Regions from separate parts of the Homo sapiens genome. Here region 1 is linked to region 2. The links are chromatin loops, found by intact Hi-C in ENCODE. Cell type or tissue: ascending aorta. All regions are shown on one strand. Links, peaks and the distances in the headings refer to the core of each region. The heading gives the core; the rest is flanking DNA. Region 1 overlaps LOC105371082 (a long non-coding RNA gene). Region 2 overlaps CLEC16A (C-type lectin domain containing 16A).

Region 1 (15,299 bases), core at 7,376-11,375, 330 kb before region 2:
TATATTCCACTACATGTTATCTTAGTCAATCTGGGCTGCTATAACAAACTACCATAAACTAGGGAGTTTATCAACAACAGAAATTTCTTTCTCTTCTTCTTCTTCTTTTTTTTTTTTAAGAGAGAGTCTCACCCTATTGCCCAGGCTGGAGTACAGTAGTGCAATCTCAGCTTACTACAACCTCCGCCTCCAGGTTCAAGTGATTCTCCTGCCTCAGCCTCCCGAGTGGCTGGGATTACAGACGCCCACCACCACACCTGGGCAATGTTTGTACTTTTAGGAGAGACGGAGTTTCATCATGTTGGCCAGGCTGGTCTTGAACTCCTTCCCTCAGGTGATCTGTCTGCCTCGGATCTCCCAAAGTGCTGGGATTAGAGGCATGAGCCACTGCACCCGGCCAAACGTTTATTTCTTACAGTTCTGGAGGCTGAAAAGTCCAAGATGAAGGTGCTGGCAGATCCAATGTCTGCTGGGGGCCTGTTTATTGGTTCACAGACCGGAAAGAAGGATTCTTGTTGGATCTTTAATGGCGAAAGGTGTGAACCCGTTCTCATGGGATTGTTTTATAAGGGTGCTAATCCCATTCATGAGGGCTGTGCCCTCATGAACTAATCACCTTCCAAAGGCCCCGCCTCCTAATGCACCATCACAGTGGGGGTGAGAATTTCATCATATGCATTGCCGGAGGGCCCAAGCGTTCAGACCATAGCAATGTGTATTAGGTTGGTGCAAAAGTAATCGCGGTTTTTGTCATTACTTTCAATGGCAAACACCACAATTACTTTTGCACCAACCTAATATAAACCACATCATGTTCATCCATTCACCCATTAATGGGCATCTGGGTTGCTTCCACATTTTGGCTATTGTGAATAGTGCTGCTATGAACATGGGTGTACAAAAGGTTTTGTTGTTGTTGTTGTTGTTTTTTGAGATAGTCTCACTCTGTCACCCAGGCTGGAGTGTAGTGGCGTGATCTCAGCTCACTGCAGCCTCCACCTCCTGGGTTCAAACGATTCTCCTGCTTCAGCCTCCTGGGTAGCTGGGAAAACAGGCATGTGCCAACATGCCCAGCTAATTTTTGTATTTTTAGTAAAGACAGCATTTGCCATGTTGACCAGGCTGGTTTTGAACTCCTGACCTCAAGTGATCTGCCCGCCTCGGCCTCCCGAATCTCTGGGATTACAGGTGTGAGCCACTGCGCCTGGCCAGATTTTTTTGCTTTTTATAGAGATGGGGTTTTGCTATGCTGCCCAGGCTTAATCTAATTTTGTCTCCACGAATTTGCCTATTCTGGACATTTCCCATAGATGGAACCATATAATAAGTGGTCTTCTGTGCCTGCCTTCTTCCACACACCGTGTTTTCCACGTTCACTCATGGTGTAGTTTGAATGTAGTATCGTGGTTTAAAATCAGTTCTCAGAACCTCATTCCTTTTTTGTTGTTGTTGAATAATATTCCATCGCATGCCTCGGGAACTTTTTATTTTTATTTGTAATTTTTTTGAGACGGAGTCTCGCTGTGTCGCCCAGGTTAGAGTGCAGTGGTGCCATCTCAGCACACTGTAAGCTCCGCCTCCTGGGTTCATGCCATTGTCCTGCCTCAGCCTCCCAAGTAGCTGGGATTACAGGCATCCGCCACCACACCTGGCTAATTTTTTGCATTTTTAGTAGAGACAGGGTTGCACTGTGTTAGCCAGGATGGTCTCGACCTCCTGACCTTGTGATCCGCCCGCCTCGGCCTCCCAAAGTGCTGGGATTACAGGTGTGAGCCACCACGCCCAGCCAGGCCCGGGAGCTTTTAAAACATACCGATGCTGGTGCCCCAACTGAGACACACTGATCCAAGTAGCCTGAGGTGGGGCACCACGATCTGTAGAAACCTCCAGGTGGTTCCATCTGCTTCCAGTGCTGAGACTCATGCTGCTTTCTCTGCTTGGGGATTCCAGGGTAGATATTACAGGCAACATTTCAGCCCGGGGTTCCGCAGCTGAAGTGGAATCTGACTTCCTTCCTCCATTTGGCAGCACGAATGAGATGCTGACTGCATGCGTGGCACTGTGAGACCCAAATGACCATGACGGAGACTTTCCCTCATATGGTTTGGTGTCCTTAACTACTGGCACAGGAGGCCTGGTGTATGTTTAATAACAAGTAGAATGAAACAAGAATGGAAGGAGAGGACGACTGCAGGGGTAGGCAGTATTACTTAAGTAAAGCGAAGGTTCTGTCTTTGGGGAATGCTGACCCCTAAAATGGACACAGTGAGAAAAATGCTTCCACAGGGACCATATTTTGCCTACAACTTTAGGAGATTCTCTACCATGAAATCTACCCATGACCCGTAAGTTGAATCCCTTGTTTCAGAGAGAGAGAATGATGTAATTCACACATTGAACACTATTATTATTATTATTGTTATTATTTTGAGACAAGGTCTGTCTCTGCCACCCAGGCTGGAGTGCAGTGGAGCAATCTTGGCTCACTGCAAGCTCCGCCTCCCGGATTCATGCCATTCTCCTGCCTCAGCCTCCCTAGTAGCTGGGACTACGGGCGCCCGCCACCACGCCCGGCTAATTTTTTGTATTTTTAGTAGAGACAGGGTTTCACCGTGTTAGCCAGGATGGTTTCGATCTCCTGACCTCGTGATCCGACCGCCTCGGCCTCCCAAAGTGCTGGGATTACAGGTGTGAGCCACCGCGCCTGGCCTCTGAACACATTATTTTCTAAGCACTTACGACTTGCTAGGTGCTGGGACTGAAGCCATGAACAAAACAACGTCCTTGTTCTTAAGGATATTGTGATTTGGTGGAGAGAAGCAGCTAGCACACAGAGAGGCAAGACAGAGCACCCGATTGTCCAGTGGTATGGGCGGATAATGTAAGGAGGCACCCAAAATGTGTCCCTTCCAGGCACAGCAGCCCCAGGACACTTTGCTGAGATCTGGAAGCTAGGAAGGCATCAGCCATGCCCTAATGCAGAAAAGCATTCCAGGCAGAGGGAACGGCAACGTGATTTCAATTCCGGCAACTGAAACATAACGCATGTGGAGGGGTGGGGGAGATGGAGTCAGAAAGGTGGGTCGGGGCAGGGTGAGAAATCTCAAGACTATTGGAAATGGTTTTGTGGAGTGGGGGCGGGTGGGGGCTCCTTTTCCAGCACAAGGACCCAGCAATGTAAACAGGACAGACTTGACCCAGTTCTTTTGGAGCTGGGAATGTTAGCACTAGGGAACATATCTGAGTCACAGGGCACCAGTGTGTGTTAGCGGCAGTGAGTCCATACGAGTCTGCAGCAACCTCAATTCTTGCCTCCTCCGAAGAAAGAATTCGACGCAGGGGGCATAAGGCAAAGAGAGGCAAGCTCTAGAGCAGGAGTGAACATTTGTTAAAAAGTTTTAGGGCAGGAATGAAAGGAAGTCAAGTTCACTTGGAAGAGTGCCAGGCGGGCGACTTGAACGAGTCAACTGCCCACTTTGCCATTTGACTTGAGGTCTTATATGCTGGCACGCTTCCAGGGTTGCACTACTTCTCCCGATCCTTCCCTTGGGGTGGGCCGTCCCCTTAGCCGTGGCCTGCCTGTCCTTGGGAGGGGAGCATGCGCAGTGTGTTTACTGAAGTTGTGCGCATGCTCACTTGAGGCGTTTTTCCCTTACCAGTCCAGCGTTCCTAGAAGCAGGTCACAGACCAGACTCTGCCATTCTGCCTCTTAGTATGCATGCTTGAGCCAACTCTGAGATCTTATCGCAAAGCTGCTGATCATATTTCTGGTGTTTTTTAATCTATTGGGAGCCTGCCTTTCCTCAGTGCTGGCTACAACCAATTATTATTTTGGAGAGACAGTTAAATCACCTGACCATCACCTGATGGTGGCCTGACAGTCCTGGTTGGGGGGCACCCTCTCCTGCCCTGCTTATGTCTGACTGCCTACTGTAACAAGGGCAGACAGAGGGCAAACTTATTTTACAAAATGCGTCTCAACAGGTGAAAGGCGGAGGGTGGAGGCATCTTGGGCCAAGAGAGGCAGGAGGAAAGGCCCCAGGCTGGAAAAATCAGGGGCCCCCTTTGCAGATAAAGTGTCCACAAGTGGGGCTTGTACAGACCTGAAGCAGCTGCAGGAACACTGGCCATCTGCCAAACAGAAAACGAGACTAAAGGTGTTTCAACAAAGTCAAGAGAGATGGAGGAGACCTGCTAGTGTTTGGGAAAACATTGAAACTGGGCAAAACCAGCGCATCCAAACATTTTCTCTGAGATTGAAAACTTTATAGATATAAGAAAAGTATGTATGTGTGTGTGTATATATATATATAATATACACATACATATATACATACATATGTACTTGTCATATGCCAGGTGCTGGGCCATATGCCAATATATTACTATTTAATTTTTGTTTTATTTTTTGTAGAGATGGGGTCTTGCTATGTTGCCCAGGCAGGTCTCGAACTTCTGGCCTCAAATGATCCTCCTGCCTCAGCCTCCCAAGTAGCTGGGATTACAGGCTTGTGCCACCACCTCTGGCTAATTTTTAAACTTTTTTGTACAGGTGGGGTCTCACTATGTTGCCCAGGCTGGTCTCAAATTCCTGGGCCCAAGTGATCCTCCTGCCTTGGCCTCCTAAAGCACTGGGATTACAGGTGTGAGCCACCATACCCAGCCTAAGATATTACTTTTATTCACATCCTTATTGTTGCTTTTGACAGCTTCCTGGGATTCCTTTTGGCACTCATCTGTGTCCCATGTGTACTGGCCCCAAAAAGATAAGTTCACATCTTAACCCCTTTCAAAGCCTTATGAAGGTGACTTTGTTTGGAAATAGGATCTTTGCAAACATGATTAAGTGAAGGATCTAGAGATGAGATCATTCTGGATTAGGGTGGGCCCTGAATCCAACAACAAGTGTACTTAGAAGGGTAGAAGACAATGGAAAGGAGGCCTTGTGAAGAGGGAGGCATAGACTGGAGTGACTAATGCATCTCCACACCCAGGAGCATTGGGGGTCGCCAGCAGCTCCCAGAAGCTAGGGAGAGGCATGGAACAGATTCTCCCCTAGAGCCTCTGGGAGGAACCAGCCCTGCCTGCCAACACCTTGACTTTGAACTTCTGGCCTCCAGAACCATGAGAGAATACATTTCTATTGTTTTAAGCCACCCAGTCTGTGGGAATTTGTTACCACAACGTTGGGAAATGAATATAATGTATATAATTAATAAGTTCACATCCACCACTGAGGGTCTTGCTGATATTTTATATGACATTGTGGGGAAGAAGATCAGACACTTCAGGGGATCTCTGGCTGATCTTGATTCTATCACTTACTGCATAACTCTGGGCACGTTCTGTGGCTTCCCTGGGCTTCTGTCTACTGGGGAGAGCAGTGGTTTACGTGAAATATGTGAAATACTCCACCACTGCTAGCAGCTGTGATTTCCATGGTCATGGCTACAGTCTCACAGTCAGTCAAATGGCTTTGGCAAGCAGGGTCCTCTGCACCCTACTTTAAATGGGAAAGTAGGAAAGGAAAAGGGCAGGAGGAGTAGGTTTCAGAACAGTGAGGTCTAGATGGGGAATGTTGTTCCTTGGGAAGTTCCAAGTTTCTAACACAACAAGGGTGGCTTTGTTTTTTTTTTTTTTTTTTTGCTTATTTTTTGTTATTTATTTATTTATTTATTTATTTTGAGATGGAATCTCACTCTGTCACCCAGGCTGGAGTGCAGTGGCCTGATCTTGGCTCACTGCAACTTCTGCCTCCTGGGTTCAAGCAATTCTCCTTCCTCAGCCTCCCGAGTAGCTGGGACTACAGGCGCACCCTACCATGCCTGGCTAATTTTTTGTATTTTTTTAGTAGAGACAGGGTTTCACCATATTGACCAGGCTGGTCTCGAACTCTTGACCTCGTGATCCGCCTGCCTTGGCCTCCCAAAGTGCTGGGATTACAGGCGTAAGCCACCGTGCCTGGCCAATTTTTTGTTATTTTTTAAACACACCTGCACATGACCTTAGCTTGTTTTTTTGTTTGTTTTTAAAATTAGAGATGGGGTCTCACTATGTTGCCTAGGCTGGTCTTGAACTCCTGGGCTCAAGTGATCCTTCCATCTCAGCCTCTCAAAGTGCTGGGATTAAAGGCATAAGCCACTGCGCCCGGGCAAGGGTGACCTTCTAAGAAGAGGTAATGGGGGGGATTTACAATCTGAAAAAGCCCACCCAGGGTGGACCCCTTGTGGGCTCAGCAGGCACAGCTCCTGGGGCTATGACACTTCAGGTGCCCACGGAAATGTTTTCATTTAAAGTTCTTTTAAAAGAAAGGAGGAGAACACATGGGATCATGATGACAATGTAATAACAAATCCATCCTGCATTACGTTTGTCGTTATACCAATGTGGTCGTAAGTACAATTTCATTTTCTCTTTTTTATGGAAGAAGGTGTCCATGGAAACCACCATGCATCTCTGGACAGGCCACCAGGAGAGAGACAGATGCTGAGGACCAAGAACGCTTGGCCAGCCTGAGCAAGGCGTTTCAAAATCCAGGCCAGCAAGGGAACAGAGAGGCCCAATTTGGAAAGCAGTCCTGGCCCAGCCTGCACTCTCTGCCCTACTTGTCATCGAGTCACCATCATCCCGTGAGGGGCACTGCCCCTGAAGCAGCAAACTCAGTTGCTTGCTGTGACAGGCACTGCTAAGGTATTTAATCCTCCCAACAGCCCTATTAGGCAATGGCCGTGAGAGTTGTCATTGGACAGATGGGGAAACTGAGGCCAAGAGCACCCCTGCACAGTGCCTGGTATACCATAGGTGCTCAGCAGATATCCTCTGAGTGTGACCTGGGTGGACAGAGGGAAGTTAAGTCCTATGCTGGGACTTAAACCAAGCACTGGGCTCCAGACCCCCTGCTAGAACCACCACCCTCCGGCCTCTCAGCACATGTGCCAGGCCCTACCCTGGTGATGTTTCTAATCCTTACATAGAATCTACAAGGCTGATCTTACCAGCTCTGTGTCCAAATGAGGAAACTGAGGCTCAGAGACACAAACACACCTGACCAGGTTCCACCTGACTCCACAGGCAGCTTCCTTTCCCTCCCTCTGCAGACTCATTTGATGCAAAACTGGGTCTTGTGTTTGGAGGTTTCAGGGAGGGGCCCAGGATTTGTGGCTGGGGGGCCTGGGGAAGGTCGAGCCAGCAGTGCATGTTCAGGCAGCCTTACTGTTTACCTGGGGCCTCCTCGTCAGAGCAGAACACCCAGCGGTGGCAGAAAACAAGAAATGACTGCCTGCTGGCCTGGGGTGGGTGGGGGAATGGCGGGGGAAGCAGCTATCCAGGCTCACCCTGGCCCAGCCTTCCTAGGCTGTGGGTCTTAGAGAAATCAGGTTTCAGGGCACAAGAGAAGAGTCTGGGGGTGAATCCATGGCTTACTTTCACCAGGTTCCCCTGGGGGAAATGAAGGGAACCTCAGACCTGAGTGCCCCTCATTGGCCCTGACCTTGGATAAGTCTGGTCATCTCCCTCAGCTTCAGTTGGTCCACCTGTAAAGTGGGGCCTTCAGGGATAGGAGTGCCAAATCAGATACTTCCAGACTGTGGACTCTCACGCCAGAATCAAAGCCATGCTGGCCTCAGTCTCCTCATCTTTATTATTTTGTGTTATTATTATTATTTTTTGAGACGGAGTCATGCTGTGGCCCAGGCTGGAGTGCAGTGGCATGATCTCAGCTCACTGCAACTTCTGCCTCCTGGGTTCAAGCGATTCTCCCGCCTCAGCCTCCTGAGTAGCTGGAATTACAGGTGTGCGCCACCACGCCTGGCTAATCTTTGTATTTTTAGTAGAGACAAGGTTTCACCATGTTGGCCAGTCTGGTCTTGAACTCCTGACCTCAGGTGATCCACCCACCTCGGCCTCCCAAAGTGCTGGGATTACAGGAGTGAGCCACCACACCCTGCCAGTTTTCTCGTCTTTAAACGGGATAATGATACTTGTCTCAAGGGCTTGTCCTAGAGAGCAGACACGTGGGCAGTGTCCGGCACCATTGCCCTCATCATTAGACAAGTGCATCCATTTCTTAAACGTGCAGACCCCTGAGGCTGGGCCTGGGAACATGCATGTTCACAGGTGTCCCTGGAGGTTCTCACCACAGGGTCTGGGGACGTGACAGCTACAAAGAGTTCTCAAAGTACTTTTTGCTCTCATTTCTTCTTCTTTTTTTTTTTTAACCACAAAGCTACCATCCACACATGCTGAAGCACGACACCCAGGACAAAGGGAGGTGTGTTGAAGCGCTAATCCCCTCCCTTTCTTTAATCCGAACTTCGGGGGAAAATAATGGTGAAACAATTGGTGTGTATTTTACATTTTGCCCTCTTCTCAGATGAACACATTCAGAAATAGTTTGGGCTTCCTCTTCTAGTTCTATTTATTTTTAAATTTAATTATTTGTTTATCTTTCACTCTTTTTGTTTGTTTGTTTGTTTTTTAAAGACAGGGTCTTTCTGTCACCCAGGCTGGAGTGCAATGGTGCAATCATAGCTCACTGCAGCCTTGAACTCCTGGGCTCCAGTGATCCTTCCACCTCAAGCTCCTGAGTATCTGGGACTACAGGCACACGCCACCATGCCTAGCTAATTTTTTAAAAATTTTTTTGTAGAGATGGGGTCTTGCTGTGTTGCCCAGACTGGTCTCAAACTCCTGAGCTTAAGTGATCCTCCCACCTCAGCCTCACAAAGAGCTGGGATTATAGCTGTGAGCCGCTGTGCCTGGCCTATTTTATTTTTTGTAACCCAGGCTAGAGTGCACTTGTGTGATCAAAGCTTACTGCAGCCTCAAACTCATGGGCTCAAGCAATCTTCCCACCTCAGCTTCCCTAGTAGCTAGGGAGTACGCTCAGCTATGTTTTGTATTTTGTGTAGAGATTGGGTTTCATCATGCTGCCCAGGCTGGGCTTGAACTGGGCTCAAGTGATCCTCCCGCCTCAGCCTCATGAGTAGCTGGGATTATAGGCGCACAACACCTTGCCTGGCTTTTATTTTTTATTCTAATTTTATTAAAACAGGACTCATAACTATTCATGTTTTCTACATCCTTTTTGAGAGCCTCCTACATCGATACACTGAGCACAAACACCTGCTGCAAATGCCTCGACTGCTACACTGGAAAGATGGGGCTTTTCACCCCTTTTCCAGATGGGGAAACCAAGGCCCCAGCCTGAAGTGAGTTTGTGTCTGGAGGTTTCAGGGAGGGGCCCAGGATTTGTGGCTGGGGGGCCTGGGCAAGCGAGTCCAGGCCGTGGGGCTGCAGCTGAGAAGTAGAGCATGGTGACTGGGTAAGTGGCTGTTTGTTGCCAGGGCTGTGCCCACGGCGTGGCAGTCTTGGGCTCTGCAGACATTCCCCGGGGAGGGCACATGCAAGAAGCTGGCTGTGCCTCTGCCATGAGCCTCACGTGCCCCTCTCCCCTGCCCAGGCGGCAGGCAGTGGCTTTGGGCCCCTCCTCCCCGTCAGAGCGGCTAGCTGCACAGCCAGACCGCAGACCAGGCGGGGGAAAGTGCAAATGAACCCCAGCTGGCAGCTGAGTTTCTCTTTCCCGTCAAGCAAGTGCCTTATCGTACCGATGCAAGGCGAAGAAGGAGGTGGTGGTGTCGGGGGAGTCTGCAGGGAAGGGGGGAGCCACTGGTGCTGTTTTTATTTTCTTAAGGAATAATGTTTACACGTGAAAGTGCATAAACTATGTTGACTTTAAGTGTCCAGCTTGATCATTTTTTATACCTATATAGTCACCACTCAAATCAGGATCAAGGGCACCCTCAGCCTCCAGAAGGTTCCCTGGAGCCCCTTCCCAGTACACAAGCGACCCCCGGCCCCACTAGCAGAGGTAACCACTGCTGTGCCATCTATAAATAGCAGTGAGATTTGCCTGTTCTTAAACTGTACATAAACCAATCAGTCACTTGGGATGCGTCCCTTCTTGTCTGGTTTGTTTCACACAACACAACACGTGCGAGAGCGGTGCATGACGTGGTGTGTGCAATGGTTTGCAATGTTTTATTGGGGAGCAGTGTCCCATTGTATGGAGGTACCTCAATTTGTTTATCCATTCTCACTGTTGATGGATATTTGGGACGTTTCCCAGTTTGGGATTATTAGGAGCAGAGCTCCTATGAATATCTGTGCACAGATCTTGATGGGCACATGCTTTCTTTGCTCTTGGGTAAATACCTGAGAGTGGGACTGCTGGGTCTCAGCGTAGGTGAATGTTTAACTTTATAAGAAACTGCCCATGGTTTTCCTGCCTGGCTGCCAGAGCTGCTTTAGGAGCTCAGAGGTGTGACTGGTACAACTGCTTGGGGGACCCCAATCCACATCAGAGCAAACCTACAAAACACATCTATGGGCCACATTAAACATAGACTTTAGGTGTACAGCTACTTTTCAGAGAGGCTTTTCTAATTTTACTTTTTGAAGTTATTTGGCCCTGGACCGCTCTGCTGTGTGGGCCTGCTGGAATTTCCTGGCAATGGTATTTGGGTAGTCTGACAACAGACAGCGGAACCCTCAAAGTGTTTTTCATTTCCAGTGAGATTTTTATGAATAACGTAGTCCTTCCCCTTCCTCTGAGGCTTTGTGAACTCCTATTCACACCTCAAAACCCCACTCCAAGACCCACGCCTCCCCAAGTGACAGTTCATTTTCTATATTTATTTGTGTAATTATTTGTTTACTGTAGGCCTCCCCTTTGATGAGGAGCCCCCTGGGAGTGTCAGGCTCTCTGCTGTCCCCCCAGCACCAGCACAAGGCTTGGTGAATACTTGGGACATTTAAGATTTGCCAAATAAATGAAAGACCCAGGTTCTGAGTGCAGCCCCTCAGAGCCTCTCACCCCCACCCTGGACTCCTCCACAGAGGGGAAGCCTGAGACTCTTTGTAGGGACTCTCCTAGGTCATAGAGATGCTGAACTCCAGTAGATCTCTCTAATTACAGGGCCCACAGGGCCAGCAGTATAGATAGGTCACCCACTCCACCCAGCTGGGTGTGGGGAGGAGCCGCCCTGTCTGGAGGTGAGAGGGGCCCAGAGGTCCCACAGGTCCTTGCAGGGCCCAAGCAAGTCTGGGTCAAGACGCTGATCCTGTCTCATGATCCTTCCCCCGACTCCTCACCTGAACACCTCTGGACGTGTGGGGTCTTTTCCAGGTTTGCTTATTATTACTATTAATTTAAAAAGGAATAGGGCTGGTCATGGTGGTCCACGCCTATAATCCCAGCACTTTGGGAGGCTGAGGTGGAAGGATTGCTTGAGCCCAGGAGTTTGAGACCAGCCTGGGAAACATGGTGAGAACCCGTTTCTATTTTTTGTTTTTTAATTTTTAAGAGGAAAAAACAGAAAAAGTAGTAGCGTAAATGCAACGTGGGATTCTAGATTGAACCTTGTGTCTTTACCAGCCCTCTAGGTGATTCTGGTGCATGCTAAAATTTGAGAACTGCTAGTCCACTGAATATATTCCAGAGAAATTCTAGCCACAGCAGCACTGTTTATAATGGCAGAAAATTGGAAACAGCCCAAGTGTCCATCAAGAGGGAATGAAGGCCAGGCATGGTGGCTCACATCTCTAATCCCAGCACTTCGAGAAGCTGATGTGGGTGGATCACTTGAGGTCAGGAGTTCGAGACCAGCCTGGCCAACATGGCCAAACTCCATCTCTACTAAAAACACAAAAATTAGCTGGGCGTGGTGGTGCATGTCTGTAGTCCCAGCAATTTAGGAGGCTGAGGCATGAGAACCACTTGAGCCTGGGAGGCGGAGGTTTCAGTGAGCCGAGATTGTGCCACTGCACTCCAGCCTGGGCAACAGAGTGAGACTCTGTCTCAAAAAAACCCCCACAAAAAACAAGAGGCAATTAAGACAGTTACAAGGTAGGCACATAAGGATTACTATGTAACATAATATGTAACTTACCACTATGTAACAAGGCAAATAGAAGCGCAAGGCCCCTCTCTTCATCCAGGCATCTACGATGAATCTCACTCAGGTACCCCTCAGCGACAAAGCAAGTTATTATGTGAGACATAGAGTGTGAAGCCAGACCAAGATTTCAACACCCCAAAACTGTTCTCACTGTTCGGGGACACAAAGCTTTCAACACCTCAAAACGGTATTCTGATCATTTGGGGACACATACTTACACATATAAAGATGGACTTCGAATCGATAAACACCAGTGTCCAGGGAGAGGAGGGATGGGAATGACAGAAGGAAGGGGTAAATGAGGGCTTCCAATCTGCCGAGATTGTTTTCTAATTTAAGCCAGGGATTGGAGATGAGATACTTTGAATGCCTGAGAAGCTTCATTAAAATAATTTTTAATGGACACATGCTCTTTAAAAAATGATTCAGGCTGGGTGCAGTGACTCACACTTGTCATCCTAGCACTTTGGGAGGCTGAGGTGGGTGGATCGTTGGAGCCCAGCAGTTCGAGACCAGCCTGGGCAACATGATGAAACCCTATCTCTACAAAAAATAAACAAAATTAGCTGGGTGTGGTGTTGCACACCTGTAGTCCCAGCGGGAGGACTGCTTGAACTCGGAGGCAGACGTTGCAGCTGAGATGGCGCCACTGCACTCCAGCCTGGGCAGCAGAGCGAGACCCTGTCTCAAAAAAAAAAAAAAAAAAAATTTAAATAAACGAATTAAACCCAAATGAATGTTTCCTTTTAATGCTTTTAAAAGCAAAAAGCCACAATATATACATTGTCAGCCCCATGCCAGGGTACAGTGAGGCTGGCTCTAGCTTTGTGGTTATACCAGCAGCACTGCGATCATCTGTTTCGTATGTAGCCTCTGCTCATCTATGTGAGATCCTTTTCTTTTTCTTTTCTTTTTTTTTTTGAGACAGAGTCTTGCTCTATCACCCAGGCTGGAGTGCAGTGGCACAATTTCAGCTCACTGCAACCTCCACCTCCTGGGTTCAAGTGATTCTCCCGCCTCAGCCTCCTGAGTTGCTGGAACTGCAGGCGCCCACCACCACGCCCAGCTCATTTTTGTATTTTTAGTAGAGACAGGGTTTCACCATATTGGCCAGGTTGGTCTTGAACGCCTGACCTTGTGATCCACCTGCCTCGGCCTCCCAAAGCTATGTGAGTTTTTTTTGGGCTGTGCTGACCACAATAGAGCCTCGAGTCACATGTGGCCACTGACTTAAAACGTGGCTTGTTTGAACTGAGGTGCACTGTAAGGATGAAATGCACCCTGGATTTCGAAGACTAGGTATGAAGAGAAGTATGTAAAGTAGCCCAACCATTCTATATTGACCACTTGAAGTGATGATATTTTGGATATACTGAGTTAAATAAAACATTAAAACACCATTTAAATGACATAGAGCTCACATTTGTTTCTTGCATTATATTTCTTTCTTTCTCTACTCTTTCTCTTTCTTTCTTGAGATATAGTCTCACTCTGTTGCCCAGGCTGGAGTGCAGTGGTGCAATTATAACTCATTGCATCCTTGAACTCCTGGGCTGAAGTGATCCTCTCACCTCAGCCTCCCAAGTAGCTGGGACTGCAGGAGCATCACACCACACCTGGCTTTTTTTGGTCGGGGGAGGAGGGTAGAGACGGGATCTCACTATTTTGCCCAGGCTGGTCTCAAATTCCTAGCCTCAAGCAATCCTCCTGCCCTGGCCTTTCACAGCACTGGGATTACAGGCATGAGCCACCTTACCTGCCTGGCTTGCATTATCTTTCTATTTACTGACCCTGATCAACAGGATAGATTTATGCAAGCAGAATCAAGCAGAACTGCTCGGAGCAATACTACCCATGGAGATGTTGCTGAGATATGTGGTTAAGTGAACAAAAGTTGCAGAAGTGTGGTGTGATCCATTTATTCATCAAACAACTCCCTCCTCAGTCTCGTCTATTTTTCTTTTTTTTTTCACATCAGACGGGTAACATGCCAACCTTGTAACAAGGTTTGAGGGAGGTGCATCTTACACACCCTCGTGAACACCAGACCATCGTGCTTGGGAGCCACAAAACCACCTCATCTGTCATTCTCTGTTGTTGCACATTCCCACCAGCAAACAATCCTGCTCTGCTGTCCCGCTGGAAACCAAACCCCAACTAAACCAAATATTCTCCCGGCCCAGTTACGCTGCCAGCCACATTCCCGTTTTTCTGTTCTCTTTGGCAGTGAAAGTCCTTGAAAGAGTGGCCAGTGTTCCTTCTAAACCCCACCCCCAGGCTTGGCACGGTGGCTCACGCCTGTAATCCCAGCACTTTGGGAGGCCAAAGAAGGTGGATCACTGAGGTCAGGAGTTGGAGACCAGCCTGGCCAACATGGTGAAACCCTGTCTCTACTAAAAATATAAAAATTAGCCAGGCGTGGTGGCAGGCACCTGTAGTTGCAGCTACTCTGGAGGCTGAGGCAGGTGAATCACTTGAACCCGGGAGGCGGAGGTTGCAGTCAGCCAAGATTGCACCACTGCACTCCAGCCTGGGCGAAGAGCGAGACTCCATCTCAAAAAAAAAAAAAATAATAATAATAATTAAAATCAAATAAATAAATCCCACTCCCACCAGGTTTGCCTGGCCCCCACTGCTACACACAAACTGTTCTTCTGAAGGTCGCCAGTAACTGCCACATTGCCATGTCCATGGGTGACCTCTGAGTCGACCTCTGATGTGATTGACACAGCTGCTGCTTACCCCCTCCCCAGTGCCCTTTGTCCACCGGGCTTCCTGGACCCAGGTCTCTTGGTTCCTCCTACCTTCCTAGCTGCTCCTCCTCAGCTCCTGATTTTTTTTTTTTTTTTTTTTGGATACAGGGTCTTGCTCTGTCACCCAGGATGGAGTGCAGTGGCACGACCTCAGCTCACTGCAGCCTCAATCTCCTGGGCTCAAGTGATTCCCTGACTCAGCCTCCTGAGTAGCTGGGACTACAGTGTGCACCACCACACCTGGCTAATTTCTGTATTTTCTGTAGAGATGGGGTCTTGCCATGTTGGCCAGGCTGGTCTCAAACTCTTGAGTTCTTGAATTTTTTTTTTTCTTTTTTTGAGATGGAGTTTCACTCTGTCATCCAGGCTGGAGTTCTGTGCGTGATTTCAGCTCACTGCAACTTCTGCCTCCTGGGTTCAAGCGAGTCTCATGCCTCAGCCTCCTGAGTAGCTGGGACTACAGGTATGCACCACCATGCCTGGCTAATTTCTGTATTTTTAATAGAGACGCGGTTTCACCATGTTGGCCAGGCTGGTCTTGAACTCCTGACCTCAAGTGATCCGCCCAAATGAGCTTCCCAAAGTGCTG
Region 2 (15,299 bases), core at 4,606-8,605:
TGGGTTCTGGCAACTACCAGGAAAAGTTACTGGGGAGGAGAACACTTCAGGGAAGGATGCACAGAAACCAAAACCCTACATTTGTAGATGTTTCCTGTTTCCTCCTGATGTCGGTAATCTTTTCTCATTCACTTTTATAGTCTTCTCACACACACACACTCTGTCTCTGTCTCAGGAAATAAGAGGAAAGGAAAGGAAAGGAAAGCCAGTGTGCTTTGAAAGGAATCTCCCTTGGGCTCAAAACCTCAGTTCTGGCCATAATCCCAGCACTTTGGAAGGCCCAGGCAGGTGTATCACCTGAGGTCAAGAGTTTGAGACCAGCCTGACCAACATGGTGAAATGCCGCCGTCTCTTCCAAAAAGTACAAAAATTAGTCAGGCGTGGTGGTATGCACCTGTAATCCCAGCTACTCGGGAGGCTGAGGCAGGAGAATTACTTGAATTCAGGAGGCGGAGGTTGCAGTGAGCCAAGATCGCACCACTGCACTCCAGCCTGGGTAAAAGAGCAAAACTCCGTCTTTTAAAAACAAACAAACAAAAAAAAAACCTCAGTCCTGATTTGCAATGCTCAGCCCCATTCCAGGGGACTGGGGACTGTTCTTCCCCACTTCTGATGGCCTTCAGCCAGCGGGAGCCACGGGGCTGGACCCACCTTGTCCTGGTTCTCCAGTGAGTACACGTAGAGGGGCAGGAAGAGCCTGTTGAGCAGGTGGTCAGTGAGCACATCGTTGAGGAACTCACAGTTGATGATCAGGATGTCATTGAGATAGTGCAGGTGGTCTAGGTGCTCTGCCACCAGATCACTCAGTTTACCCCGATTCCGATGCCTGCCAGGAGAAATGACCACCTCAGCCTGGAGGCCAACACTAGGAGCCTTTGAGCCTAACATCAATGGCCTGAGACTTAGGTCACTGTGAGTTCATCCACATATTTGAGTTAGTCTCAAGAGACACTTATCCTGGCCCCTACTGGGGAGATATACAAGGGAAAATGGGCAGGTTTACTAAAATCAATTTCAGGGGACTGCTGGGGTCTCCCAGAATGAGGTAAACAAAGCAAAATGCTGCTAAACTCTTCCAGCAAGCCACTGCATAAGCACAGCTACTAGCCACTGTGGCAAGATCCCCTGGCTCCCCAGATAAGCAGCACTAATGGAGCAATAAATCCACTGTAATTAAAATGCTCCAGAGGAGTTCTAAAGAGAAAAGCAGGCCTCCAGAGCCGTGGCCACCCCAGTGGCCCTGACGACATGCAGACATAGAGCAAAGACATGACACCCCTCCCCCAGGCCCCTGCCCTGGAGGTCTCCGTCTCCCAGCAGTTAGCAACAGCATGCTGGGGATGGGGGGCCAGGGGGTAATGTCTCTTGGGTGGAGTCAGTCTCACACTCCAGAAACAGCTGGTGAGGATGCTTTCACCACCCCCAAGGAGTATGCAGCAAATGCTAGCTAGGCATTTTGTTTGTATTGTTGTTATTACCCAACTGATAGATGATCATTTTTGACAACAGCAAATTAAAATATAAAAGCAAATAGAATTCAAAGTCTCAAACCCACCACTAACAAATATCCACTATTAACATTTTGGGACTTATAACCCTAATGTCTGTTTTTTCTACATTTTTACCTCTCCTAGTAGTAGTCACATCTAAAATATAGATGTCACATTTCTATCCGTCTAACTGTATATACTTGAAAAAAAAAAAGTAAAAACAAGATCAATTCTGCTTCTTTTACATAATTCTGGATAATTATTCCTTTTATTTATTTATTATTATTTTTTGAGATAGGGTCTTGTTTTGTTACCTAGGCTGGAGTGCTGTGGCATGAGCACAGCTCATTACAGCCTCAACCTCCCAGGTTCAAGGGATCCTCCCACCTCAGCCTCCAAAGCATCTCAGATTACAGGCACCTGCTACAATGCCCAACTATTTTTAAAAATTTTTCATAGAGGGTGGAGGGGTCTCACCATGTTGCCCACGCTGGTCTCAAACTCCTGGACTCAAGTGATCCTTCTGCCTCGGCCTCCCAAAGTGGTAGGATTACAGGCATGAACCACTATGCCCAGCCAATTATTTCTTATACTTCAACAAGATATTTCAGCTGGGTGCAGTGGCTCATGTCTGTAATCCCAGCACTTTGGGAGGCCAAGGCAGGCAGATTGCTTTAGGTCAGGAGTTCGAGACCAGCCTGGCCAACATGGTGAAACCCGTCTCTACTAAAAATATTAAAAAAAAAATTAGCCAGGGGTGGTGGCATGCACCTGTAGTCCCAGCTATTCAGGAGGCCGAGGCACAAGAATCACTTGAATCTGGGAGATTGGGTTGCAGTGAGCCAAGATTGCACTATTGCACTCCAGCCTGGGTGACAGAGCAAGACTCCATCTCAAAAAAGAAAAGAAAAAAGATATTTGGTAAATATTTACAGCAAATACATGTTGTAAAGCCTAACAGTATAATGAATGTCTATGAACCCACCGTGCGCCTGAGACCTAGAACATTTATGCACAATGTTTTGCACTTTTCTCCCACTTAATAAGATACTTTGGAACATTTTCTCTAATGGTATATTTAAAGTGCCTCACTTTTTAATACTTTGGTTTAAAAAATATCAAAGTAATATATGCAGCTAGGTTTAAAACTCAAATAGCATTGATAAGCTGATAATGAAAAAGAGCAGCTCCTGGCCCAGACTCGCCTCCTCCACTGTTTTTTTCTTTTCTTTGAGACAGTGTCTTGCTCTGTCACCCAGGCTGGAGTGCAGTGGTGCGATCTCAGCTCACTGCAACCTCCACCTCCTAGGTTCAAGCAATTCTCTTGCCTTGACCTCCCTGGTAGCTGGGATTACAGGGGTGCACTACCATGTCTGGCTAATTTTTGTATTTTTAGTAGAGATGGGGCCAGGCTGGTCTTCAACTCCTGGCCTCAAGTGATCTGCCCGCCTCAGCCTCCCAAAGTGCTGGGATTACAGGTGTGAGCCACCGCACCCAGCCCTCCTCTACTTCTCCTCACTGTCCAGAGGCAGTTACTTGTTTCTGCAGATAGTTCCTCCCATATTTCTAGAAAATCTGCATGGACTCCTATTTTGCAATTGAGCCATTTTAGGTATTATCTATTGACCTCCTGTTATGACAGAACTCTTCCATTCTCTCTGCCCCTTCCCCACAAGTAGTTATCAGTAATTGGGGTTGATGTCATAACATTCCCTGTGGAGCCAAATAGAGGACTATGATTTCATTTCCTTGCTTGTATAACTTTGTTCTTTCTATAGTTAAGTGTCTCATTATGTCTCGCATCCATGACTGTTTAAATCCATAAGGCTTCTAGCTTTCCCAATTGCTCCAATGGGTCTGCCCTGGTCCCTTTAGCATCCTGACCCCATCTAGGTGCACCTCTCACTAGGCCTGGGCAAAGCTGTCACCCTGGAGCAGTGGTTCTCAAGTGAGGGTGAATTTGCCTTAAAGGGGACATTTGGCAATGTCTGGGGACATTTTTGGTTGGTACGACTGGGGAGGGGTGCTACTGGCATCTAGCAGGTAGAGAGGCTGGCGATGTTGCTAAAAATCCTACAACGCACAGGACAGCCCCCCCAACAATGGTGCCCAGTTCAAGAGGTCAATAGAGCCAAGGGAAAGAAATCCTGCTCTGGAACTTCTAATCATCCCTTTGAGGACAAAACCACCATCCTAATCTGTTTTTTAAAAGAGATTTATTGAAGTATAATTCACATTCCATAACATTCAATTATTTAAAGTACACAATGTAATGGTTTTTGGTAGAGTCACATAGTTGCCTGACCATGATCACAGTCAATTTTAGAACACTGTTATCCCCCCTGCAAAAAAAAGCACCTTATGGCTGGGTACAGTGGCTCACACCTGTAATCCTAGCACTTCTGGGAGGCCCAGGTGGGTGGATCATGAGGTCAGGAGTTCAAGACTAGCCTAGCCAACACGGTGAAACCCTGTCTCTACTAAAAATACAAAAATTAGCCAGGCGTGGTGGTGCATGCCTGTAATCCCAGCTACTCCAGAGGCTGAGGCAGAAGAATCACTTGAATCCAGGAGGCAGAGGTGCAGTGAGCCAAGATTGCACCACTGCACTCCAGCCTGGGAGACAGAGCAAGACTCTGTCTCAAAAAAAAAAAAAAAAAAAAAAAAAAAAAAGCAAGCAGCCCCTTACTTGGCCGGATGTATGGCTCATACCTGTAATCCTAGCACTTTGGGAGGCCGAGACAGGAGGATTGCTTGAGCCCAGGAATGCAAGATTGGCCTGGGCAACATGACGAAACCCCATCTCTACTAAAAATCAAAAAAATTAGCTGGGCATGGTGGCACAGGCCTGGTGGTCTTAGCTACCTGGGAGGCTGAGGCAGGAGGAATGCTTAAACCTAGGAGGTCAAGGCTGCAGTGAGCCATGATCACCCCACTGCTCTCCAGCCTGGGTGACAGAGCAATACTCTGTCTCAAAAAAGAAAAAAAAGCCCTATACTCATTAGCAGTTGCTTCCTATGTCCCCACACAACATCCTAGCCCTAGGAAACCACGAATCTACTTTCTGCCCCTATAGATTCACCTATTCTGGGCATTTCACTAGGCATAATGCTTTTGAGGTTCATCTACGCCACACCAAGTGTCAGCACTTCATTCCTTTTTATCGCCAAACACTATTCCATCGTACAGACAGACTACATTTTGTTAATGCATTCATCAGCTGACAGAGCCCCTTGACCTTCTCACCAGCTGCGTAGCAGCCCCATCTATGGCTGTACTGAATTGATTTACCCCGCCTGCTCTGGGAGGCGTCTGAGTTGTTTCCAGCATTTCATTATTACAAATAGGTGAGCAGGACCTTTTACAGTACGGAAGTCCATGCTCTGCCTACACAGAGGTAGGGAAGTGCGGTTCTTGTGTTTATTTTTCCTTGATGAAAACAGAATTCTCCCCTAACCACCCTGTCTATCTACTGAGTGGCCCTGGGGGTGTCACTTACTCCTCATCAGTCTGCACGCAGTCATCGAGTTCGATCACATGGCTCCCAATGAACCAGACCAAATTGGAGAAGTAAGGAACAGCAGTTTTATCTCGGATGTAGTGCAGCATGGCCTGGTTATCCACTGAGAAAATTCACAGAAGAAAAAAAAAGTCAAGCTACCAAAAATAACTTGGGGAAGATTAAAAAAAAAACAAAAACAAAGCAAAACCCAAAAACCACAATGAAAAAGCCCTCTGCTATAATCTGAAATTGTCTGTCTTTCCTGGAAATACTTAAAAATGTTTATCTTATTCATAAAACTATAGTCATCAAGGCAGTTCTTATGATATTTTATACTTAAAAATAAATTAGTTGGGCTAAACATTAATGGTGCATGGGAGAGCCTACTTATCAGTAGCAGACTGAGCTAGACTACACTGAGAATTACACCATTCTCAAGCAAGGTATTTACATATAAGGGTAGATTAAGAAAGCAGAAAACCAGAGGTTAATAACTTACATGACACTGGAATAAGGAACACAGGAATCGTCATTGAAGGAAAAGCAAAAAACAGACAACAGTTAACAGGGTTAGGACCTGGGAAGGTGAGAGAGCTGCTCAGAGGGAGAGAGACTAGGGTGGGAGGCATCTGCACAGAGAGATAAGGTTAGAAGGAGACAGGAGAAAACAGAGCAGGAGGCAGCAGAACCAACTGTGGCTTGGACCAGGGTCACAATCTTACAAGCCTGCCACGTTGGCTAGTTGCCAGAGGTCCAGCGTGTGACCTGGGAGCACGGGCCTTGACCCCAAAGGGGCAGCTGCTTCTGTGCCAGCTGACCCCCCCAACTGCAGGACTGTGGGCCTTGACTAGCCAAATCTACATCTTCAAGGTGCAAATCCAGATTATCATGGAAGATCTCCCAATTTTTAAATACTGGCAACTACACATTTTTTCAAAAACTAAGCCAGTTAAAACATGTCTGATGGCTGGATATGGCCCACAGGTCCTCAGTTTGCGACCCCTGGGTGGGTCCAGTTGGGCTCTTAGAAAGGTTCTTAAATTTAATGTAAGCCCAGTGCTAGGCTGGAGTGAGTCCCTGAGAAGCCCCCACCCTCATTAGGGAGTAATAACATTTTGGCTCATGAAAGTCAAAGCCCTTTCATCCCTGAGAAAATAGTCCCATCTCCACTGTGGTGACTCCGGGGAAAATAACCCAGGAATTAGGCAGAGAACTTCCAAGCATCGCCTTGGAAGGGCAATTCCAGTTCAGGAAACTTGTGGCCAGGCAGCCTTTGTGTCAGTGCAGCGGAGAGTGGGGGAATGGCTTTTTCCCTGGGGCAATGTTTTGGGCATTAAGAACATCTTGAGGGAAAGGAGGAATTGTTAGTGCTGGGCTTTGCAGCCTGTTGGGAATACAACATTGCCCCCTGCTGTTCACAATGTGACATGCTTTTATATATTACTTAAAAGTCAAATTACCCCTTAGCTGTATTAAAGTATATTTCACAAGCCAAGACACAAAAATTTAAATGACACATTAAAAAGACAACTTTGCTTTCTCAAATTCTAAAACATAGCCACTCTGAATCCCACACGTGCCTCTCAGGACATCCTACTTCTATGTAGCAGCATGAGCAAGACTTCGACATGCCTGGAGAAGGCAAGGATTTCCATGAGCGGCCAGCTAAATGCTAGGGGATTCCAAGTTTTTCATGAGAGAAGCTGCCACGGCTCATCATCAATGTGCTCCCTCGTGACAATCGGAGAACTGTACGCACACACACGGGAGTGAGTGCTTGCTGCCAAGTCAGAAATCAGCCGAGACACAAGCCCATGAGGACACTTACCTTTATAGACATTCAAAGTTATGGTTCTTACAGCAATTCTAACCATGCTTTCAGGGTGGTTGAAAAACTTGATGGCTTCTGTGTACAGGGCAAAGTCATTGGTGTGCTAAAACAAAAGAAATAACGAAAACAAATTATAAGCCCATAAGCCAGGCCTGGCCCCACCCCAACTCTCTGAATTCCATCAGAGACTTCAGAAAAAGACAAAAAAAAAAAAAAAAATGTTGCCAATGTGAACCGTAAGTCAGTGGTTCATTCCCAATGGGGCATGTAGAAAGGGACAGGAAGGCAAAGCCATGGAAGAAACAGAAGAGTCCAAGTCCGTGTGGTGGTGCACACCCATAGTACCAGCTACTTGGGAGAGGCTGAGGTGGGAGGTTGGCTTGAGCCCAGGAGTTGGAGGCTGCAGTGAGATGTGATCGTGCCACTGCACGCCAGGCTGGGCAACAGAGCAAGACCCTGTCTCAAAACAAGAAAAAAGAAAAAAGAGCAGTAGTAGTGGTAGTAGTAGTAATCACTGATTGATTGGCTGGGAGTGGTGGCTCATGCCCAGAATCCCAGCACTTTGGGAGGCCAAGGAGGGGGGATTGCTTGAGGTCAGGAGTTTTGAGACCAGCCTGGGCAATGTGACGAGACCTCATCTCTACTTTGAAAATTATAATTAAAAAGAAAATGAGTCCAGATAATGTCAGACCTGGGTTCATTACCCATTCTACCACTTCTAACCTGTGCAATGCAGTATTTCTAAACCTCTGTTTCTACATCTATAACATGGGGATAATAACATCTACTTTATGGTTTCCAGATTAAATGAGATCATTTCTGGTCTTGTGCTTATCCCAGCACCTGACACCTAAGAAGTACTCAGTGGGATGCAGGGAAACATGAGGGGAAGGCTGGTGAGAACCTTCTGAGAAAGTTTTCTTTGGAAGTTAAAAAGGGACACAAGAAGGGAAGTGATCTCATCAGGCATTTTGGCAGTGGCAGCCAACCTGTGACCATGAGGGGTTGAACCTGAGGATGGATGCCAGCTGTATAGTCAGCAGAGCAGCAAGATGGGAAAGCCTGGGTCCTCGCTGATACTGTTGAACCACAGGATGAACCAGCCCCAGCACGACCAGTGCCTGGACCTTTTGGTGTGGGTGATACATTGACCCTATTGTTCAAACCCCTTTTAGGTGTGAGGACAGGAGCAATTTATTTATTTAAGTTGTTCATTTTAATAATTCTCCCAAAGAATGTCAGGGACATTATCTTATCAACAATAGCAACGTCTATGCTTTTAGGGAGCTATGTACATACTGGCACTTTGAAGACATCATCTCATTTAATTTAACCCCTAATAACCCTACAAGATGTATATTCTTATCCCCATTTCTCAGATGAGGAAACTGAGGTTCAGAAAGGGACTGGGACTTCCTTAAGGTGACACAGCAGGGAAGTGACAAAACCAGCCCTGACTGGAGTTCCTGTTTTTCCCACAGGGCAACACTTCCCCAAGACAACATCTGGGCATGTCTCCTCTCTACCAAGTATAAAGCTCTCAGAACAAACTGAATTTTACATTAACAATGGAAAGGCTGGCCAGGTGCTGTGGCTCATGCCTGTAATCCTAACACTTTGGGAGGCCAAGGTAGGAGGATCGCTTGTGCCCCGGAAGTTCAAGGCCAACCTGGGAAACATAGTAAGACCCTGTCTCTACAAAGAATTACATTTTTTTAATAGAAAGGTAACTTATTTAATTAAAAAAATTTTTTAAACATGCCAAAGTCAAAAGTGTTGCCATGAAAATCATAACAAGCATATAAGAGCTTTGTAAACAGACACAAGACCATCCAGATATAAGGCGCTGCCGTAAAAAAAAAAAAAAAAAGCCACGTGTGGCTTTACACCCACACGTGCCCCTCTGGCAATTACTTACCTCATTATAAAAGAAATGGACAGTGTGGTTGTTGAGTTTTAACGAAAGTGTTTTCAGGAACGATATATAATAGGCCATAATCTCCTCATCAGAAAAGTCAAATTTATGAACGATGATAGAATTTACGTAGTTATTTGAGAGCAAATAATCTAGAGGGAGAAAAAAACAAAACAGGTTAACTCATGCTGGAGGAAAGATAAGCCAGGTAACAAGCAGATGACCACGTTAATGTACTTGAATCAGGTAAGCCTCTGGGTTGCTGGGATTAAACACACTAACTGGGAAGAGCTTAACTTTTAACCAGCAAAGAGATCATCTTCAATGTACAGTCACCAGGAAGTTCAAAGGCATCACCAGAGAACAGCCCTTCCCCGCCCTCCCACACCAAATAAAAAAAAGACACTCCAACATTTTCTTTTCATTGATGGCAAAGTGCAACAAAGAGCTGGGAGTAGGGGGAGATTAGCTGGTGTGTGGGCATTTTCACAAACCACCCATGAATGAGGGTAAAAAGCTGCCCCCTTCTGCCATCACAAATCACATCATCAACTCTGAAGGCCACAGTAGGGTTTTTTTCCTCCTTATATAGCAACATGATTGCATAAAGGTCCCTTCCTGCTGAATCCCTACTACATGCCGGCCACTAGGCTGAGTGCTTTACATGACCATTAACCATCACATGATCCTGCTCATTCTTCCCATTTTGCAGATGAGCAAAAACATCTCGGAGATGTTAACTTACCCGTGCACAGAGACAGTCACAGAGAAGGGATTCAAACTTAGGTCTGATGTCAGAGTTTGTCATGCATTATGGGGGCCCAACAATGAAAACTGGGTGATGAGGGCCCAAGGGCACTGGGGTCAACTGAAGAGCAACCCCATTCCCCAGCTCCCAGCGCCTGGCCCTGCAGAAATGCAGGCCAGTATGGTGAGGGCTTTCAACAGTGAAGAGAGGCAAAACCAGATTCCAACACTGCATCTCCTGATCCTGACATGTTTGCCACTGAAATCAACTAGCTTTTAAAGCTGTGCTGGCCGGCAAAAACATGTCTACTAGCCAGCTGCAGCCTATGGCCTGCAGTTTGATATCTCAGTGTTGGGCCCTTGCCAGGCATATTTCCCTCTGTGTTCTTACCAGCCACCCTGCAAGGCAGGCACTGCTGTCCCATCGCCTGTCCTTTGGAATGTTGTGTGAGTGCTGCACCAGCTCACCTGCCCGGCCCCCAGGACAGCTAAAGGCAGAACACGATTCACACCTGCTGGGGGCATGGTTTGGAGCCTCGCTACTCAGAGTCTTGTCCTCAGATGGGGAGCACAGCAACCCCGGAGCTTGTCAGACCTGTAGGATCTTGGGCCCCGGCCCTGCGCCACGGAGTCAGAATCTCCAGGGGTGGGCCCAGCACTCTGCATGTGAGAAGTGTGCAGGGCTCCCCATGCGTGCTAGTGTTTGGGAAGCTCTGGGTTTAATCGTGGACTTGGACTGGCCTGCTTGTGTCCACATCTCGCCCCTGCCACTTCCTAGCTGTGCTGTGACCTTGGGCAAACTGCTGACCCTCCCCACGCCCCAGTTTCATGAAGCCAAAACTTCCTCATGAAGTAGTGGTAAGAGTTAATGGAGAAAATGCACAGAAAGCACTCAGGACAGTAGTAGTAGTCACTGATTCACTGGCTGTGTGAATGGACAGCATGGGCCGCAATGCAAGCACTCGATAATGTTAACTGCCATTCTTCTTATTATTATTACTATTATTCGGAGATTCAAAATCTCAGCTTTAGCCAGGTGTGATGGTGTGCACCTGTGGTCCCAGCTTGAGGCCAGGAGTTCAAGGCTGCAGTGAGCCATGATCGTATCACTGGAGACTAGCCTAGGCGACAGGGTGAGACCTGTCTCTAAAAACAAAACAAACAAAGAAAATCTCTACCATATTCCAGGACTGAAAACAGTTGCTCTTGGGTGAAGAGGAAATAAACCATTAAGTTATTTGGAGCCGTCGAGGTACCTAACTGAGGTCGATCAAAGTCAAACTCAACAGTCTGTTGGGAATCATCAAAAACACCACAAAGAGGAATCTGGGAGCCCGGGATCGTGATGGAAGCCACAGTGTGGGCCTGTGGCGTGGTCCTCCTTGGAAGTCAGTTCTCCGGGAAAGCCACTGCATTCAGAAAAGCCACTGTGCACTCTGAGCAGGCATGGCAGACAGGCTGTGCGGTTTGTAGTCTTAGAAGAGCAGTTTTCAAAATCGCCTGCTCATAACACTACTGAGGCAGTGCTTGGGGATCCCTCCAAGCAAGGAGTCAATGGGTCTAAGGCAGAATCTTAGGAATCTTAATGTTTTTAAAGATGGGGTTATGTATATCACAAATCCTAAGTGGACAGCTTGACATATGTGGAAATATACACACACATATATGTATGATATGGTTTGGCTATGTCCCCAACTAAGTCTCATCTTGAATTGTAGTTCCCATAATCCCCACGTGTTGTGGGAGGGATCAGGTGGAGATAATTGAATCATGGGGGTGGTTTCCCCCATCCTGTTCTCGTGATAGTGAGTTCTCACGAGATGTGATGGTTTTGTAAGGGGCTTCCCCCTTTGCTGAGCACTCATTCTTCTCCTTGCTGTTGCCATGTGAAGAAGGATGTGTTTGCTTCACCTTCTGCCATGATTGTAAGTTTCCTGAGGCCTCCCCAGCAGTGCTGAGCTGTAAGTCAATGAAACCTCTTTCCCTTATAAAGTACCCAGCCTCGGGTATATCTACGTATAAAACACATAGATACATAACCCTAAGTGCCCAGCATGATGAATTTTTACATATACACACGGTGTAAGCACCATCCAGATCCCAAATCTGACATTCCCAGCTCTCCAGAAGACTTCCTCATGCCCCTGCCCAGTCAGTACCCGCTACCCCAATGCAACCCTTATTCTGCTTCTAGCACATCAGACTCGTTTTGCCTGTCCATGAACCTTATCTAATGGAAGCAGACAGTACGCACACTTCCTATGTCTGGCCTCTTTCGCTTATTACCACATCTGAGGGCTTTCCAGGTTGCTGTGTATGCAATGGTAGTAGTTCATTCCTTCTTTCCTTTTCCTTTTTCTTTTCTTTTTTGCTATATAGTAGTACATTCTCTGAATAGTCCACAGTTTATTTATCCACCTGGAGTCTAACATGGGTATCGTGTCACCCAGGTGATTCTGATACCCAGAGCACTTCTTTTTCTTTCTGTGTCATTCTGGCTCTTGCTGGGGGAGAAGTAGGGAGGGGTAATGGGCTGGCAGGATAAGGAGCTGTTGGGGTGTCTTACTGAGCCCTGCTGTGACTGGCTAGTGGCTTCCAGACCACCAGCAGCACAGACACCATACTGGGAGCTTCAGATGTGCAACTGTGAGTCTCTCAGCTGTACCCTGGAGCTGGAACAGCGACAGGCTCCCTCCACTCCCCAGCAGGGACTTTTCCAGGGCCTCCAAGAGATGACTCTGTGGGTGGTGGGGGGCCACCATAGGACAGTTGGAGGTGCCTCTATTATCAGGCTGGGATTTTTCTACTACCCCCTCACTGTGTGGCTGACTTTCTGTGGTATCCTTTTCTAATAAACCCGGGAGCCTGTACGTAATCTCAGTCTCTCGGGACTCTGTCACTTAGGTCACTAACCCCAACAGGCAACAGGTGCATTTGTGAAATGGTAGCTTGTAATAGTGAAAAGCTGGAAACCACCTAAATGCCCGTGGTCAGGTTAAATAGATTATAGCACAACAAGCTGCCACTCCTAAACCAAACCAGGCAGGGTTACAGAACGGGACAATGAGATCTAGGATACACTGGGAAGGTGGGAAAAAGAAAAGCAAACAGCAGAATGGCTGGTGCACAATGGATCGTTAGGGTTGAATTCTGCAGAAACTTGACTTTACATTTTTCTAACATTTGGCTTTTCGTTATTTAACAATGAGGACATTTTTTCTTCTGTGATTAGAAAACAAAAATAAAAGCAAAGGTCTTCTATCCTCCTCACCCCTTACAAATCCAAGTTCTGTAAACGTGCAATGATTTCTACCCTTTTTGCAGGGCTTATAAAAGCACTGTGGTGAAGGGGCTATAAAGCCAGGGGCATCTGCCTGGGTTTCCCACAGCAGGGCACCCTTTTCGGTGCCAGGACAAGAAAAGCCACGCATACTGCATGATCTCAATTACAGGGAGAATCTAAGACAGTCAAATTCATAGAAGCAGAGAGTCAAAGGGTGGTTACCAGGGACTGGGGAGGAGGGAAATGGGGAGACGCTGATCAAAGGGTACGACGCACGATGAGTAAGTTCCGGAGCTCTCATGTACAGCACAGTGACTACAGGTCATCCTACTGTGTTACAGACTTGAAATCTGCTAACAGATCTACTGCATATTTTCATCACCCAAGGTGCACACACAACCCCCACCCACACACACGCACAAAAGTGAGGTGATGGATATGTTAATTCACTTGATTGCCGTGATTATTTCACAATGTACACATTTTTTTGTGTATATGTATATATTAAATCAAGTTGTACACATTAAATATATACAATTTTTAAAAGCCACATAATTCAGAGAAACACTCTAAAAGCCGTAAGTTTTGATCGCCCCACCCCCATCTCAATCCAGTCACCCCGTGCCTAGCTGGACTTTGAGAGGCTTCCCAGGGCAGGGACACTGAGGGTGATGTTGCCTTAAAGGATAAAACCGACACCATGGCCATGTCCTATCTGCCAGACCCTGTGCCTCGCTCTGAACACCTGCTCTCACGCTCACGCCCAGCCACTCTATGCTGCAGCCACTGTGCTCTCCTCTTGACAGATGCACAAACAGCAGCTCGGAGCCTTCACTGTCCAGGCACGTGCAGGGAGCCAGTGTGGGGCAGAACTGGGCCTGGGACCTGGTTCAGTCTGAGTCAAGGGCCTGTGCCACTGAGCTGGATCTTCCCCTCAGAGCTTTTAGAAACCGCAGTCATTTCACATCCAGTGAAACAGGCGCTGGTAACAAGGGAAACCATTTAGGGAGACAGGAGTCGGCCCACATTTGTCAACTTGCGGTCACCGGGAAGCATAAGGCGTCTCTGAGGCAGCAGCACCACCTAGCGGCGGCTGCGAGAGCCATCACTCAGCAGCCCTTTCACCTCTCCCTCTTGGCCAGAGGAATGCCACCATCTCTACCTCTTTCTGCCCACTGCAGACTTTTTTCAGACCTGTCCTGGGGACTTAGAGCCTGCCTCTGATATAGACATTTGGCCACTTGTCCCCCACTTCTGGCGGGCAGGGCCCGGGCTTGGTGAAGTCACCTTGGAATAACAAAGCTAGCAGTCTAGCGTGGAGGATTAGGAACCAAACCAGGGTTTCTCAGCCTCGGCACTGGGGACAATTTGGGCTGGGTAATTCCCTGTTGTGGGGGGCCTGTCCTTAGCAGCACCCCTACCCTCTACCCACTAGATGTCAGCAGCACCCCCAAGAATGTTTTTAGATGATGCCAAATGTCCCCTCACTGAAGACCACTGAGCTAATCGCCTGGGATGAAACCCCTTCTCTATTCTGGCTTTGCTAGAGCTGGCGCCTGGGTGTTAAAATGAAAGCACTGATGGCACCTGCCTCTCAGGGGTGGTTATTACGGATGACGAAACTGAGGCTTAGTGAGGGCAGGTAAGAAGTTCGGAGTCACACACTCACTAGCTGGGTGGAGGGACTGAAGCAGGAGGGTTGGTACCAATGCACACACCCTTGCCTGCCCTCTGGCAGAGATCTTCCTTGTCTTACTTCTTCCAGTGCTTATTCCATTGGCTGATGATTCAGCGACCCCAACTCTTTAATAGCAAGTCATAAAGAAGAACTGCAAACACCCCCAGCATCATCAGCAGAGGGGAACCCTCTGATAGTACCCACCACACAGAAACAAACACAGGCTTAGGGACTGAACTATGTCTCCCTCAGGTTCCTACATTGAAGCTCTAACCCCCATTGTGGCTGTATTTGAAGACAGGGCCTTTGGCGAGGTAATTAAGGTTAATGAGGTCATAAGGGTGGGGGTTCTCATCCAATAGGACTGGCGTCCCCATAGAAGGAGGAAGAGACACCAGCTAGCACTCTCTCAATTTCTCTCCACTCACACACAGATGAAAGGCCATGCACAGCAAGAGGGTGGCCGTCTGCAAGCCAGGAAGAGAGCCCTCACTAGAAACCAACCCTGCTGGCAACTTGATCTTGAACTTTTTTTTTTGTTGTTGTTGGAGACAAGGTCTTGCTCTGTCACCCAGGCTGGAGTGCAGTGGCACAATCACGGCTCACTGCAACCTCGACTTCCTTGACAAACAATCTTCCTGCCTCAGCCTCCTGAGTAGCTGGGACTACATGTGCACACCACCACACCCAGCTAATTTTTGTGGTTTTTTGTAGAGACGGGGTTTCACCTTGTTGTCCAGGCTGTTCTCAAACTCCTGAGCTCAAGTGATCTGCCCACCTTGGCCTCCTAAGTGCTGGGGTTACAGGGATGAGATACCATGCCTGGCCAATCTTGGACTTCAATGCTCCAGAA

Evidence for each region. Peaks named below come from ENCODE experiments on the same cell type or tissue, not always from the same donor. Only the 100,000 strongest peaks of a DNase experiment are listed, where the experiment ranks them.
Region 1: it touches region 2 in a loop (7-fold over the local background); 11 of 110 quality-filtered maps call a loop at or near these places.

What each region holds. Positions count from the first base shown.
Region 1 is chr16:11,291,944-11,307,242 of GRCh38, reverse strand. All of the region lies in intron 1 of LOC105371082 (a long non-coding RNA gene), which reads right to left. MIR548H2 (microRNA 548h-2) reads left to right here and starts at 716; the gene lies at 716-803. LOC124903805 (small nucleolar RNA U13) reads right to left here and starts at 14,033; the gene lies at 13,930-14,033. RefSeq lists enhancers at 8,263-8,312, 8,766-9,449, 9,581-9,760. In ascending aorta, for the core only: a CTCF peak has its summit at 9,362; a DNase peak (open chromatin) is centred at 9,422; H3K4me3 peaks cover 847 bases; H3K27ac peaks cover 393 bases.
Region 2 is chr16:10,962,752-10,978,050 of GRCh38, reverse strand. It overlaps CLEC16A (C-type lectin domain containing 16A), which reads right to left. Exons shown (of 24, transcript NM_015226.3): 4 at 8,742-8,890; 5 at 6,821-6,926; 6 at 5,492-5,497; 7 at 4,990-5,113; 8 at 652-826. Among named protein-coding and RNA genes, the nearest start is that of CLEC16A, 26 kb to the right of the region's middle. RefSeq lists silencers at 5,724-5,901, 6,225-6,519 and an enhancer at 12,455-12,534. In ascending aorta, for the core only: a CTCF peak has its summit at 6,394 (motif pointing left); DNase peaks (open chromatin) are centred at 6,280 and 7,820; H3K27ac peaks cover 3,679 bases.